Linked DNA regions of Homo sapiens: region 1 is linked to region 2. Evidence: read pairs that join two places in POLR2A ChIA-PET (ENCODE). Cell type or tissue: PC-9. All regions are shown on one strand.

The links. Peaks named below come from ENCODE experiments on the same cell type or tissue, not always from the same donor. Only the 100,000 strongest peaks of a DNase experiment are listed, where the experiment ranks them.
Region 1: POLR2A ChIA-PET joins it to region 2 with 19 read pairs; 3 of 35 experiments call an interaction of 5 or more read pairs at or near these places.

The regions. Positions count from the first base shown.
Region 1 is chr1:8,087,259-8,095,258 of GRCh38, reverse strand. The region is part of intron 2 of ERRFI1-DT (ERRFI1 divergent transcript); the gene reads right to left. Among named protein-coding and RNA genes, the nearest start is that of ERRFI1-DT, 65 kb to the right of the region's middle. RefSeq lists an enhancer at 1-790. In PC-9, no CTCF peak of the experiment used is centred here; DNase peaks (open chromatin) are centred at 4,098 and 4,888; H3K27ac peaks cover 4,552 bases.
Region 2 is chr1:7,801,108-7,809,107 of GRCh38, reverse strand. It overlaps PER3 (period circadian regulator 3), which reads right to left. Exons shown (of 22, transcript NM_001377275.1): 8 at 7,917-7,995; 9 at 5,955-6,061; 10 at 5,260-5,416; 11 at 110-215. Among named protein-coding and RNA genes, the nearest start is that of PER3, 21 kb to the right of the region's middle. In PC-9, CTCF peaks have their summits at 450 and 649; no DNase peak of the experiment used is centred here.

The sequences.
Region 1 (8,000 bases), 290 kb before region 2:
AGGCATTTTAAGGGATTCCAGTGTTTTTCTGCCTTCTTCACTTCGGCTCATTCCCTTGTGGAAAACATCGCTTGTGCTGACCAGAGGATGAGCTCTTGGCCCCTTCTGATTCACAGCCTTTTCCTGTGAACCACGGCTCTCAGCGCTAAAAGCAGGATGTCACGCTCATATTTGTTTTGCTTCTCCCCTCTCACCAGGAGTTTAAACCGACTTAGATTAAGAAACTCGAATCTCCGCCATGCTTTTTGATCTTTGGTTAAAGTTCAACGTGACAAGCACATTTGCTGCCCATGGGCACTTTGCCCTCTGATGTGGAGGAGCTCACCATGTCTCAGCAAGAAACACACAACACAACACACCTCACATTTGGGGATGGACGCGTCTCCCTAGGAGCCCTTGATGGCTCTGAAAGTTTGGTATCCAAACTTTTGGATTCCTTTCAAAGAAAAAAATCATCATGAAAGCTCTGCCAAGATTTGAAAAGTGAAGTGGATGGAGTGACTTCATCTTTGAATGCAAGAGGCAGATCACTGGGTGGAGTTAATAAGGGCAGAGGTGAGTCATGGAGTCCTGAGATGCAAATATAATTACAGCTCATTTAGAAATGAGCACGTATGTACATGACCTTTATTCTCCACCAAAGCTGCACGAGTGCTCACTTCCATGCTGACATGGACAGCCCGTGGAAATAAGGCCAAGCAGCAGGAACCAGACATCTGACCGTGTTGACGGAGATTAGATGGCTCCGAGTGGATGAGGCGTTGAGAAACCCTAGCTGCCATTTATCAGTTACATACCTGAAGAGTTCAAGATACGCAACTGGCAGGAGGGACCAGTTGGTCTCCACCATGCTGATGGTTAGAGTCTATAATGATTTGCCAGACTGAGGTTGCATCTCCCAGCTTCCCTGTTCCATGCCTCCACTTCCAGCCTCACGCTGACCCTGCAGCTTCCCTCTTCCTTCCCTTCAATAATCCCTGATATTTAGATTTTGCTTTTATGGCTCTTCAGGGTTTATACTGCTCAAACCGTGTTCATTTGCTTCCTTTGAAATGACATCTTCACCTGCCTCTCCTGTCATTTTCCCATCCATCCTGGTTCCTCACCTCTAACTTGCACTATCTCAAGAGTCTCCTCGTTTCTTGTCTCGTTTGCCCTTTGGTTTATCCTAGACCTCACTGCCAGATTTGTTGCCCCAAAATGCCCGTTGCTCAGAAATCTTTGATACTTTTCCACCACCTGCAGACTCCGCAACCTGACATTCAGACGTAAAACCTGCCCAATTCTACATCGTCAGAACTCTCTCCTGCTCCGGTCTACCTGATGGCCCCCCTGTAACACACCCATACCGTGTTCAGGGCTGGCTCTTGGCTCGTAATGTCTCCTCAGTCTCCTCTGTGTCAAATGAATGACCTGGCCTCCAAAGTCCAGTCCAGGTGGAGCCTCCCTGTGAGGCCTCACCAACAGTCTCCTAGCTTCTTATCCCCTCAATGTGAATGCACGGCTGCCTCCTGCTCAGATGCCAGTTCCTCCACAAAGCATCCCTATTCCTCCCAGCTGGAAGGGACCCCCGCCCCCTGACCTCTGCCACTTTCATGAATGCCCATGACACATATCACAAACTGCCTGATTGTATAGTTATTTCCCTGTTAGATTATAAACTCACTGGTGATAGGAGCCGTGTCTTACTCATCTTTTTATACCTTGCAGCGCCCAACACAGTATATTATCAAAAACTATCTGTTGGATGAATAAACAAAGCACTTAAAGCAACAGACTTTTTGTTTTTTTTTTTTTTTGGAGACAGAGTCTGCTCTGTCACTCAGGCTGGAGTGCAGGGGCGCGATCATAGTTCACTGCAGCCTCCACCTTCCAGGGTCAAGCACTCCTCCTGCCTCAGCCTCCTGAGTAGCTAGGACTAGAGGTGCATGCCACCATGCCCAGTTAACTTTGTTTTCTTCTTGGAAAAAAAAATATATTTTGTAGAGATGGGGTCTTGCCATGTTGCTCAGGCTGGTCTCAAATTCCTGGCCTCAAGCAATTCTCCATGGCCTCTCAAAGTGCTAGGATTACAGGCATGAGCCACCTCTCCTGGCTCGCAATAGACATCTTAACCCCAACTGATAGATGACCTTGAATGCTCTCTCCTTAGTCAATGACACGCTGTCATCCCAGTCTGATCAGCCTGTGTCTTTCAAAAGATCCACCACGGTCCACCTCATTATTCATCCAAAGTTGTGCCACTTTATGTGACACTTCAGTTTTGTTTGACAAATTAGTGTGTAATAAGGATAATAAATGTCACACATTTCAGTACACCTGTGATTACACATGGCAGACGTATCAGAGGTCAACCTCGCTAGCCTCTTGAACAGGCTGCTCAAAAATATAAAGTCTTTGAGTCAGCTGCAGCAGCTGAGTATGAACGGGGTGGAAAGACGGCACGTGCGGTCACACCAGATTCTGGGGCCAGTAAGTGATTTACGTTACACACACTCTCTTTTGTCCTCACCCTTCTAATATGCCCAACCTTTTACAAACAGCATGACGAAATCCCTGTTCACATCCATCAAAATGTCCTGAAATTAAATGTCATCCTCCTCACCACTCATGTCTTTCCAACTTCACGCCACCATCTCCTCCCGGTCGCCCACAGTTTTCCTGTCCATGAACCTTTTTTGGTGCTGAAATGCCATGTGTTTCTTTCAGTAGCGACACTAGTGTTGTCACTACCACAGTTGTCTGTCATGCCTATGTCAAAGACACTCAGAGTACTTTATGGCCCTCGGGTCATTACCATGTTATTAATTGACATAATAATTCCATAATGTAATTAACAAACATACTCTCCACGGAGGAAACTAAAGCTCAGAAAGATTAAGTAACCAGCCCCAGGATATTACAAGGTCAACATCAGGACCAAGACTGGAAATAAGGTCTTTTTTTTTTTTTTTTTTTCTGAGACAGAGTCTTGCTCTGTTGCCCAAGCTAAAGTCCAGTGAGTCAATCTTGGCTCACTACAACCTCCACCTCCTGGGTTCAAGTGATTCTCCTGCCTCAAGCCTCCCGAGTAGCTGTGACCACAGGCATGCGCCACCACCCCTGGCTGATTTTTGTATTTTTAGTAGAGACAGGGTTTCACGATGTTGGCCAGCCTGGTCTTGAACTCCTGGCCTCAAGCGATTTACCTGCCTCACCTCCCAAAGTGCTGGGCTAGCAAGCCTGGCCAAAAATAAGGTCTTCTAATTCAGTGCTAGATTTGGAAGGCCATGCTCTTATCTTTCCCTGTGGCGTGCTCTGAAGGATGCAACAAGAAACCACAAGCAGGGCACCAAAAAAAAAAAAAGCTATCTTCCAAAAATAACAGACATTTAATCCCCAGCTAGTCCATTCTCTGAACAATTGCCATTCATCCTTATTTTTTCTTGCCTGGGGAGAATTGACCTGTCTCTCAACATTGGGAATGGCCTCTGCCTTCTCCAGAGGAACTTGTGTGCTTCAGCCTCCAGTCCATGAGAGTCTCTCAACTGCTCTCTCTGCTTTGGGTGCTAAGACATAAATCAGATTATGTCATGTCTTAGCCCAAAACCCTCCAATGAAGCCAGGCGTGGTGGCTCATGCCTGTAATCCCAGCACTTTGGAAGGCCAAGGCAGGCGGATCTCTTGAGACCAGGCTAGGCAATATGGCCAAACCCCATCTCTGCAAAAAAATACAAAAAGAAAACTAGCCAGGCTAGGTGGTGCACATCTGTAGTAGGTGGGAGGATCACCTGAGCCCAGGAGGTTGAGGCTGCAGTGAGCCGTCATCGTGCCACTGCACTCCAGCCCAGGTGATAGAGTGAGACCTGGTCTCAAACAACAAAAGCCCTCAATGGCTTCCCCTGTCACTCAAAGTAAAAGCCAAAGTCATTATGGTGCAGTTTTCTCTGATGTGGCCCCTGACCCCCTCTCTGTTCCTGTCCCCTCCTGCGCTCCCCCGTGTTCACCACATTCCAGTTGTGCATTTGTGCTCACAGGCACACTTGGCCATGGTGCCTTTGCACGTGCTCTTCCTTTTGCCTGGAATGTTCTCCCCCAGATGTCCACGTTACTCACAGATTATTGAGGTCATTAATCATATGTCACCTTCCCAGTGACACCTTCCTGGATCACCCCATTTACTATTTCTTTTTCCTTTTTTTTTTTTTTTTGAGACAGAGTCTCACTCTGTCACCCAGGCTGGAGTGCAATGGTGCAATCTCAGCTCACTGCAACTTCTGCCTCCTGGATTCAAGTGATTCTCCCGCCTCAACCTCCCGAGTAGCTGGGATTACAGGCATGGGCCACCATACCTGGCTAATTTTTGTATTTTTAGTAGAGATGGGGTTTTGCCGTGATGACCAGGCTGGTCTTGAACTCCTGGACTCAAGTGATCTGCTTGCCTCAGTCTCCCAAAGTGCTGGGATTACAGGCATGGGCCACTGTGCCCGGCCCCCATTTACTATTTTGATCTCCCTGCTGCCTCTACCCCAGCTTGTTCAAGATCCTGTTCTTACCTAATTTTTTCCCCTAGTCCTTGACATTCCCAACGTATTTTACTAATTTGTCTTGTTTGCTATCCCTACCCAGTACAGCAGGCCAGTGATCACAGAGGGATAGAAACACACATCTTTGGGACAGAGGAAGGGAGTACTATACACAATAGTGACTAATGCTATCATAAACTGTGCTCAATTGCTTTTTATACTACTGCTAAGAGCCATTACAAAGTCACTTGTGGTTTGAATTGCTTTAAAATTCAGAATACTATTAATTTCCGGTGAATAATTCCAAGAAACATGGTACTTGGGGAAGAATTAAGATGTTTTCAGAACAGCACAAAAAGCTGCCTGATGTGGATCTGGAGTAAAAGATTATGCTGCTGAAGTCATTTTCCTGTTGAGTAAACCACAGCAGGCAAGTCAGTGGATATTTTGAGATTTACTGTACTCTGATTCATTCAAAATGAGATTCCACATGATAATATGTTTCTTTAAAGTGTTCTGGAAGAAAGTCCTTTCCATTCCAGTTCATTTTTTTTAAAGCATTTATCATTTCCAGGTTTAGAAATTACGGGATTATACCAAAAAGTTTTCTTACGGGTTACTCAATAAGATTAAAAAGAGTGAGAGAATTAAAATGGACAAATGTATTCAGCTAAATTCAGCATTCATCAAATACCTGAGCAAATGATTTCACCACCCTTGGCTTTGTTTTGTGCACATGTAAGAGGTCAAGGAAGCAGTCACCTTATACAGAGGCTGACTGTATGAGCCCCTCTCTCCCCCATGAAGTCAAGGTGCGTCGGGGACAGAACTCAGCTGCCGGGAGACTTGGCCCCAAATTGACCAGAATTGTTCCCTGATACCAAGATTCATTGGTGGAAGAGCTCCCGGGTCCATGTGAGGATCCATTTTGTTCTCGCTCATTCTCTGCTTCTACTTACATTGTTCATAACCCCAAGCCCACAGGACAGCTGCAAAACCCATGGTACAGTTTTACCATCAGAACTACCAGCCTCGAATGTCCCTGCCCTTCTCACAAGATTCAGAGGAAACCCAGGAGATGATGACTAAGATTTTTCACAGAAAAGTCTGTCTCAGATGGCATCCTAATGCACTAAAACACCCACGAAGCAGCCTCTGTCCTCCTCATGCCTGTATTCCCAGACGCCTACCACTGTAACAGGCATATAAGAAATGTTCAAGAAATGGTTACTAAATGAAAGCTTTTGTTAAATTCATTTCTTAACGTTCAGTATCTTAAAGGACATTTTGTCTATCTGCATAGAGAGAGTCTAATAGTGTTTAGCACTGAGCTCTTTTGAAAGAGAAGCACTATCTATGTATCTATCTATCATCTATCTATCTATCTATCTATGTATCTATCTATCTATGTATCTATGTATCTATCTATCATCTATCTATCTGTCTATCTATCTATCTATCTATCTATCTATCTATCTATCTATCTATCGATCTATCTATCTGTCTATCATCTATCTATCGGCAAAAGGCAATATGGGCCAGGTGCAGTGACTCACACCTGTAATCCCAGCACTTTGGGAGGCCAAGGTGGGAGGGTCACTTGAGCCCAGGAGTTTAAGCCCAGCCTGGGCAACATGGTGAAACCCTACCTCTACAAAAACAAACAAACAAAAACAAAAGGCAATATGTTTAAAGCTGAATTATTTTAAATAATTTAAAATATATGTACCATGGTCACTGGAACACCAGAATAATCTGAAGCATCAGGTGAAAAAACGACTAACTGCACATAAATGGAAATGCTTCGCTTTTCAAGCCTGCATTTCAAAAATGGATTAACAATAAACTGTACTATATTCATGCACTGAAACGCCATACAGCAATGCAGGGGATGGACTATTGGTGCACAGCAAAATGAGAATGCGCTGAGGGGCCGGGCGTGATGGCTCACGCCTGTAATCCCAGCACTTTGGGAGGCCGAGGCGGGTGCATCACCTGAGGTCAGGAGTTTGAGACCAGCCTGGCCAACATGGCAAAACCCCGTCTCTACTAAAAATACAAAAACTAGCCAGGTGTGGTGGCACCTGCCTGTAATCTCAGCTACTTGGGAGGCTGAGAAAGGAAAATCGCTTGAACCCGGGAGGCAGAGGTTGCAGTGAGTCGAGATCATGCCACTGCACTCCAACCTAGGGGATAGAGCACGACTCTGCCTCCCAAAAAAAAAAAAAAAAAAAAAAAAAAAAATTATGCTGAGTGAACAGGGCTTTCCACAAATGAGTACAAATTGTATGATTCTATTTATGTGAAGTTCTTGAAGAGGCAAAACTAGTCTGTGGTAGAAAAACATTAGAACACCAGTTATCCTGGGAGCTGGAACAGGGATGATCTGGGAGGGGCAGGGGAGAACTTCATGAAGTTAGGGTGATGTTGTACATCTCTTCTTTTTTTTCCCCTTTTCTTTTTTTTTGAGACAGAATTTTGCTCCTGTCACCCAGGCTGGAGTGCAATGGCACGATTTCAGCTCACTGCAAACTCCACCTCCCAGGTTCAAGTGATTCTCCTGCCTCAGCCTCCCAAGTAGCTGGGATTACAAGTGCATGCTGCCATGCCCAGTTAATTTTTGTATTTTTAGTAGAGACGGGGTTTTGCCATGGTGGCCAGGCTGGTCTCAAACTCCTGACCGCAAGTGATCCACCCGTCTCCGCCTCCCAAACATCTTATTAGGTGTTGTTAGGGGTTTCCATTACAAAAGCATATACATTAGTGAAAATTAATCTGAAGATACACTTAAGAGTTATGCATTTTATTGCATACAAATTTTTCCTCAAAAACATAACCATACACAAATATTTCATTCTAGTTAACAATAGGTGTGTTGAAGTGTTCAGGGACAAAGTGTACTGACCACTGCAACTTACTGTGAAGCACATCCAAAAAAAGATGGAGTCATGTAAAAAAAAGAAAGGAATCCATAAAAATGCTCGTGGATCGTCCTGGCTAACAGGGTGAAACCCCGTCTCCGCTAAAAAAAAGAAATACAAAATAACCCAGCGTGGTGGCGGGCGCCTGTAGTCCTAGCTACTCGGGAGGCTGAGGCAGGAGAATGGCGTGAACCGGGGAGGAGGAGCTTGCAGTGAGCCGAGATCACACCACTGCACTTCAGCCTGGGCGACAGAGCGAGACTCTGTCTCAAAAAAAAAAAAAATGCTCATGGATCAGCTAATTTGTGTAAAAGAAATCTAGAAAGGATAAACTAGAGGCCCAGCATGGTGACTCATGCCTGTAATGCCAGCACTTTGGGAGGCCGAGATGGACAGATCACCTGAGGTCAGGAGTTCAGGACCAGCCTGGACAACATGGCAAAATCCCATCTCTACTAAAAATACAAAAATCAGTCAGGCATTGTGGTGGCAGGCACCTATAATTCCAGCTGCTCAGTAGGCTGAGGCAGGAGAATTGCTTGAACCCAGGAGGTGGAGGTTGCAGTGAGCCAAG
Region 2 (8,000 bases):
GGGCAAAGATTTGTCTCCCTTTACAGTTTATTTTTGTGAAGTGAATTTACTGAGCATTAAAACAAAACACAATTCAGGGAACTTTGCATTTTTAACAATCTCACCTTACCTGTAAGAGAAGTTTGTAAATTTGTTCTTGTAATTCTGTTATGTCTTTGTCATTATCGTTCATCTTTTTAATTTTGGTAGCAAAAACATCCTCATTTAGTGGGCTCCTAGAAAATGCCCAGTGAGAGACTGAGTCAAACAATTTAAATGAAGTCGAAAGTGATTTTTAATAGACTATTCCAAGAATAGATCTATGCTTTTACAAAACAATTCTTTGACTCCAAAGAAAAAATATGAGGCTAGAATTCTATTCATGAAGGTACAGAAAATAATAAGAAACAAATGAGACATTAACAGGCCCCTTAAGTTTCTCTAAAGCACTCATCTTTCTGTAATGGTTTCAGTGCTATATATGTACAAATCTGAAATCAGGGACAAGTAACCTCCTTAGCTACTAAAATATCTTCAGCAAATAACTGGTTTCAAAATTTGACAGTAACTGAGTAACTGTAACTTACTCTAAGAATTTTAAAGACCCCAAGTTTTCCAAACAACATTTAATGTTTATTGCACCTAACACTTAAGCTATCTAATTAAGACAGTTCTGCAACCCACCCTAGTGGTGAAAATGTAGCTATTACAATACCTTCGGTCTTATTTATACTCAAATTTTAGAGCATCTTCAATCTATGACCTGAATACAGTGAATGGCACACATGCCAACAGAGAGGATTACAAAGAAGGGAAGGAACTGATGTTTACTTGGGACCTTCTATGTGACAGGCACTGTACTATACTAGTTTTTTTTTTTTTTTTTTTTTTTTTTTGAGACAGAGTCTTGCTCTGTCACCCAGGCTGGAGTGCAGTAGCATAATCTTGGTTCACTGCAATCTTTGCCACCCAGGTTCAGGCGATCCTCCTGCCTCAGCCTCCCGAGTAGCTGGGATTACAGGTGCACGCCACCACGCCTGGCTAATTTTTGTATTTTTAGTAGAGACGGGGTTTCGCCATGTTGGCCAGGCTGGTCTTGAACTCCTGACCTCAAATGATCCACCCGCTTCGGCCTCCCAAAGTGCTGGCATTACAGGAGTGTGCCACTGCACCCAGCCTGTACTAGTTTTTATAACATAGAAGAATACCTGACATTTTGAAAATCCTTATTATTCCAAGTGCTTTACACGTATTTTCTCCTTCACCTGATTAAATACCTTTTCCAGGTGGCCTGGCAGGTAAGGGGGAAGCAGGTGTTCACGAAGGGACCAGAGTCTGGGCTCCAGAGTCCACCCTGTGTGCCACCACACTGTACTGCCTGTGGGTACCTTGGTAAAGCAAGTCCCATTCGTGAGGCATACTGAATCAGCTGCATCAGCTCACGGAGTTCTCACAACAACCCAGAAAGTAGGAATTATCCCCGATACACAAAGTCAGGGGATGAGGTACTCTGAGGAACTGGCCCAAGTTCACATAACCGAGAAGCAGCAGTTAGGATTTGAATCCGCCTACGTCTGACCCCCAAGCCTGGGCTGTCCTTTTTCCATTATGCCAGCCTGCCGTTTCTCAACTGATACATGCAGCTCAGTTACCTAAAAACTGAAACAGTTTCCCAAAGGCAGAAATTATCAAGACAATCATAGGATGCTGACAGTATCGTAAAAGCAGTCAGGAATATCTCCACGTCTAGGGACTATTCACTCACCCTGCACATTTCCATCACAGTGGAACAGCTGCACCAATCGCCTTTCTCTACTTTAGCATCTAGACTGTATCTAGATCAATATCTATCTGCATGGCGTCAGGTACACCATATGTCTGTGGCAAGCAGTACCTGAATATATAACCTTATTTCACAACTTGACACACTATACGTTTTATGTAACTGTCTCTCCCTATATCCCACTGCCAGGTAAGTGCCACGGGGTGAGGTATTTTGTCTACTTTGTTCACTCCTGGATCTTCAGTACCTAGAACAGTGTCTGGTCCATAGCAGGCACCCACTACATATTTGCTAAAGGAACAAATACATGGTTGATTGATCTGGGAATAAAAGTACACCTGGTTCCTAATATAAACACATTGTGAGCTTGAAAACCTTTCAGAGGTATTTGGAATTTGTTTTTTGAGTGAAATGGAAATAGAACAGATTGCTTTATGAGATTTACATATTCCTAGTTGTGAAAATTTCTACAAAACTAAATTGTGTATGTATGTGTGTGTGTGTATGTAATATATATATATATATATATATATTTTTTTTTTTTTTTTTTAAGAGACAGGGTCTTGCTCTGCTGCCCAGCCTGGAGTGCAGTGGTGCAATTCTGGCTCACTACTGCCTTGAACACCTGGACTCAAGCAACCCTCTTGCCTCAGCCTCCTAAGTAGCTGGGACTACAGGCACGTACCACCATGCCCAACTAATTTTTGTTTTTAAATTTTTTGTAGAGAAGGGGTCTCACTATCTTGCCCAGGCCAGTCTTGAACTCCTGGCCTCAAGTGATCCTCCTGCCTCAGCCTCCCAAAGTGCTGGGATTATAAGCGTAAGACACTAAAATGTATTTTAAGTCAGTAACTATGTAATGCAGAACTGATTAATCTGCAGGCAATAAGGAGACAGCCTTCATGAAACAGCAACAAAAATGCCATGAAGTATTTATTGCTTTGCTGTGTATGTGAAGTGAAGTAGGAGTAAGAGAGAAAACTTGGCTGCAGTCTCCACTTTCACTCCTCCCGAAGTGATCCCTGGGAAGGCTACTCTAGTTTACTGAGTATGGATTTTACCTGTAAAATGAGAGCTGAGGACACCTGACCTGCTTGCCTGCAGTGCTGCTGGGAAGGACTGAGAGAGATACAGGCAGGGTCCCTTGCTAAACAGTCTTGCAGCCCCCTTCCCATTTCAACTGTCACACTTACCAAACTCTAGTTATATATGACAGTGCCATTTTTATTTACTGTCTCTCCCATTACAGTGTGGGTTTCCTGATGGTAAAGAGAATGTTTTGATTACCATTACATTCTCAAGGCCCAGCACACTGTCTTACACAGAGCTTTATACTTTATAAATATAATGAATAATTAATATTTTATGAGCAAGATTAATACCTACTAGACCTTAAATCCTTTCCCTCACATAATCTTTGTTGTTAAGATGTAAATACCAGTGTAATTTTTTAAAATACTGAAAACATTCTGAATATTCATTATATGTTGCATAATTTCACATATATTTCATCAAAGAACTGAAAAGAGAGCTTCAGAAATCCAGGCCGTATCTTTAACCCTGACTGGGGCTGGGGAACACAGACCATCAACGAGCCCCAGATGGAAGCCTCATGAAGGCATCTTACTGGCTGCAGTTTCCTACGTTCATGCCAAGCAACCATCGGATTTCATGTTCATTTCCCAATAGGTTTCCGTACTTGGGGGGTATGGGGTGGGGAGAAGGGACAAAGTCCTTTCTGAGCAATACCAATGGTAATTACTTGGCAGCTGTATTTCTTAATAATCAAATTCGTTTTCTAGCACAAATCAGTCTCATGAGTTAGGGCGGCCAGGAGCCCATTTCTTCCATTAAGTTCTACACGTGCTCTGCGGAGGGGCCAAACCCTGGAGTAGAAAGAGGTAAGAGCAACCTTGAGACCTCTTCTCACCATGGCTCGGCATCATCTCTACTGTAATATTAACAGGTGATCAAATACGTCTTACTGGTAGATCTACTGTTCTCAGGTTCATGTTCATGTAGACAATGCTGTATAACAAGATACCAAAAAACATAACTTCTCGATCTCAGCATGATACTGGAGTCAAGTAAAATTTCCATGCTTAAAAAAGATAGACATCAGAGGGAAACCTAGAGCCAGGTCAAAAGGCCTAGAGTTCAATTAAAAATGGACCACAGGGTTGGGCGTGATGGCTCACACCTGTAAGCCCAGCACTTTGGGAGGCCAAGGTGGGTGGATCATTTGAGGTCAGGAGTTCGAGACCAGCCTGGCCAACATGGTGAAACCTGTCTCTATTAAAAATACAAAAATGAGCTGGGTGTGGTGGCGTGCACCTGTAATCCCAGCTACTGGAGAGGCTGAGGCAGGAGAAACGTTTGAACCCAGGAGGCGGAAGTTGCAGTGAGCCGCGATCAGGCCACTGTACTCCAGCCTGGGTGACAGACTGAGATCCTGTCTCAAAAAAAAAAAAAGGACTAAAGATTCAAGGGCCTAGGGGTAGGGGTACTGTAGCCTACAAGAAGTTGTGGGCCGGGCTGGTCTCGTTCCATTCCACATGATGCTGTTACGTGGATGGGCAACAGCAAGCAAACAAGCTGGTGTCAGCTGTGCTGGCAGGAAAAGAAGTATTAAAAAATGGACACAGTCCGGGCGCAGTGGCTCGTACCTTCAAAATTCCAGCACTCTGGGAGGCTGAGGCAGGAGGATGCTTGAGTACAGGAGTTTGAGACCAGCCTGGGCAACATGGCAAAACCCCATCTCTACAAAAAATACAAGAAAGGGCTGAATGTGTTGGCAGGCACCTGTGGGCCCAGCTACTTGGGAGGCTGAAGTGGGAGGATCACCTGAGCCAGGGGAGGTTAAGGCTGCACTGAGCTGTGATCGCATCACTGCACTCCAGCCTGGGCAACAGAGGGAGAACCTGTCTCAAAGAAAAAAAAAAAAAAAGACACAAACAAGTGGAATTTGATGGCGGAAGGCTGATATAAAAAGTTTTACATGCTCACTAAAGAGATCTTTAAAAAAAAAAAAAAAGAAAGAAAGAAACACTTGTAGGTCCTAGTACCTACACTTAACCAAAATTCATATTTTATTTCCTTTCAATTCTCTTTTCCTTATTTCATAGTATGTTCGTTTTAAACATAATTATAATCATAGGTATAAATAATTTTGTATGCTGATTTTTATATTTAAAAATCAAATATTTTTCCATGTTATGTGATCTCTGCAAAAATTTTCATTGACCAATATAATAATACATCAAGCAAATATTCCAGAGTTTACTTAATGATGGATATTTAAGCTACTTTAAGGCTGATATTATGACTTCTTTTAAGGCTCACGGTACACACTGTCAAACTGTCTCCCCAAAGCACCGAAAACAAATCTGTGCTTTATTTAGTTTATGTGTCAATTGAGTCAGAGGGCAGTCAATAAGCTAAGGAATATTATTTGATACAAGAGATGTTTTAGAAAATATGAAAACTGACTGGCTTACGTTCGAACTTTATGCCGACCAATGATGAAAGAAATCTTCCGGCTCCAGGGATTCACAAAGCTGGACCAACTGGAATCCAGTATGATGTAGTCTCCGTTTTGAGTACAAAATCGAATGGGAGAATGTTCAAAGGGAGGATGCCCTGCATACTTCAAAACTATATAAAATAATAAGACAAAAATAGGATTTACTTAACACAGATACTGATTACAAATGTCCTTTTTAAGCCATTTATTTGTAAATGTTTTAGTGGTTTTTTTTGAGATTGAGTCTCGCTCTGTTGCCTAGGCTGGAGTGCAGTGGCATGATATTGGCTCACTGCAACTTCCGCCTCCCAGGTTCAAGCAGTTCTTGTGCCTCAGCCTCCTGAGTAGCTGAGATTACAGGCGTGCACCACCATGCCTGGCTAATTTTTGTACTTTTAGTATAGATGGGTTACACCATGTTGGCCAGGCTGGTCTCCAACTCCTGACCTCAGGCAATTCGCCCACCTCGGCCTCCCAAAGTGCTGGGATTACAGGTGTGACCCACTGTGCCTGGCCTGTTTTAGTATGTTTAAATAGAAAACAATTGCTTTAGCAGCTTCAATGTAATGCCTCTCTGGTTAAAGGTTGCGCTCTAATGAGATGAAAAGAAAAATTAGAACAAATCAATGAGAGAAAAATATTTCCTCCTATAAAGGAGTAGGTCCTGACCTTTTTGGTGTATGGCAACCATCAGAGAACGATCTTCAGGGTGCAGGTAGCTTAGGATCGATGTTCCAATCAGGTCCTGAGGTAGGTAACCCAGCAAAGGCACTGCTCTGGGATACAGATACACAACACAGGTGGCATACTCATCAGGTAATTCTTATACACTTTTAAAAATACTTCTGTATTTCATTCTAAATGTGAGACAATTTTATGCAAAGCTGTTTATCTTAGCATTTATAAAAACAGCAAAGAACCCAAGTGCCCATCCTGGGGGAAATGGCTGTATAATCTAACACATGTTGGTCATCTGACACATTACATCAAAATCATCTAGCGAACTTGCTAAAATACAGATCCACAGTCTCGCTGTATGCTTACTAAATCAGAAGCTCTGGAAATAAGACCAGGCATCTGTCTTTTAGCAAGTTCCTTAGAGGACTCTGATGCCCTCCATAATTATGTTTATGTTGCCATTTAAAAAGTCTACAAAAAGCACATCGTAACGTAGAAAGATGCTGATGATGTTAAATGAATAATGCAGGTTGCTAATTCATACAGCATAATTAAAATTACATAAAAACAATGTCACCTAGGCCAGGCACGGTGGCTCACGCCTGTAATCCCAGCACTTTGGGAGGCTGAGGCGGGCAGACTGCCTGAGGTCAGGAGTTCGAGACCAGTCTGGCCAACATGGTGAAACCCCATCTCTACTGAAAATATAAAAAAATTAGCCGGGTGTGGTGGTGTGTGCCTGTAATCTCAGTTATTTGGGAGGCTGAGGCAGGTGAATTGCTTGAACCAGGGAGGTGGAGGTTGCAGTGAGCCAAGACCGCACCACTGCACTCCAGCCCGGGCAACAGTGTGAGACTCCATCTCAAAAACAAAACAAAAAAAACACAATGTCACCCAAAAGGTAATATCAGATAGACAGACAGCTAGTACACAGAAATAGTTTCAGGATAAAGGTTCATGGGAAACTTACGATGGTAAGACTAAGGATGCTTCAGAAAAAACTGGATTCCGTAAATATTTTCCCTGTGTAAAAACCCACAAATATTTTCTAATACAAGAGATTTAAGCTATTTTTAGAATTATATTTAGCTGAATTTTCTTACTTTATACAGGTTAAGTATCTCACACATTACTATTTGGTTTCAGGGTAGACATTATCAAATACACTGATTTTCAGATGTTAAATTTTTTTAATAAAAAATTATCAAGAAAATGTTTCTGACATTTTTGCTTTTCAGTTATGTGTGGTGTGGTGTGTTGGTTCCCAGATTTTTGAATTTCATGAGTAAGTAAAATGTTAAAATAAATGTGGGGAAAAAATGCGGGATACTGATGTAGTGATACTGATATTTACTTTTTCCAAATAAAGATACTAAAAAACAGCATTAAGCAATAACTACTACCTACTATCACTATCCTTTAAATAACAAAGACTATTTCAACATCCCCCAAAAGTAGGAAGGACAGAAGTTCAAAATAAAGAACAATTCTTTACAAAAAATAATCTGTTCTCCCCACCTTCGCCCCCACTTCAGACTAACTGAAATTTCATCATAAACTGATTTGAGAAGCACTTGGCAAGTGTAAATAACACCAGAATAAGTGCTAGAAGACCAGAGTCTTGGTCCCAGTTTGAGCGCAATCAGATACTATACATCTGTTCTCAGCAAACTGGCCGGTGGGTTCATTGTCTTCTCTGTAAAATGAAATAATTCTTGGCCTACCTAAAGCATACTGTTTAGAAATCAAATACAACTTGTAATCACTTTATAATATGCAAAATATTTATATTAAAAATTTAGACAACATACATTTCCATGTAACAAAAATCAAATAGGCAAATGGACAGATTTCAATTACATAATGTATAAACATGCAAACATAATGTAATCTTCTTCACATTTATATTTATTTTCAGAAACAAATTTCTTTTAGGCTTAAAGAAGTACTTACTTTTCATCTACTTCAAGAAAAACACACCCTGGGGTGTGTGTGGTGGTGAAGATTCTTTTATTCACTGGGATCCGAGGAGCTAAG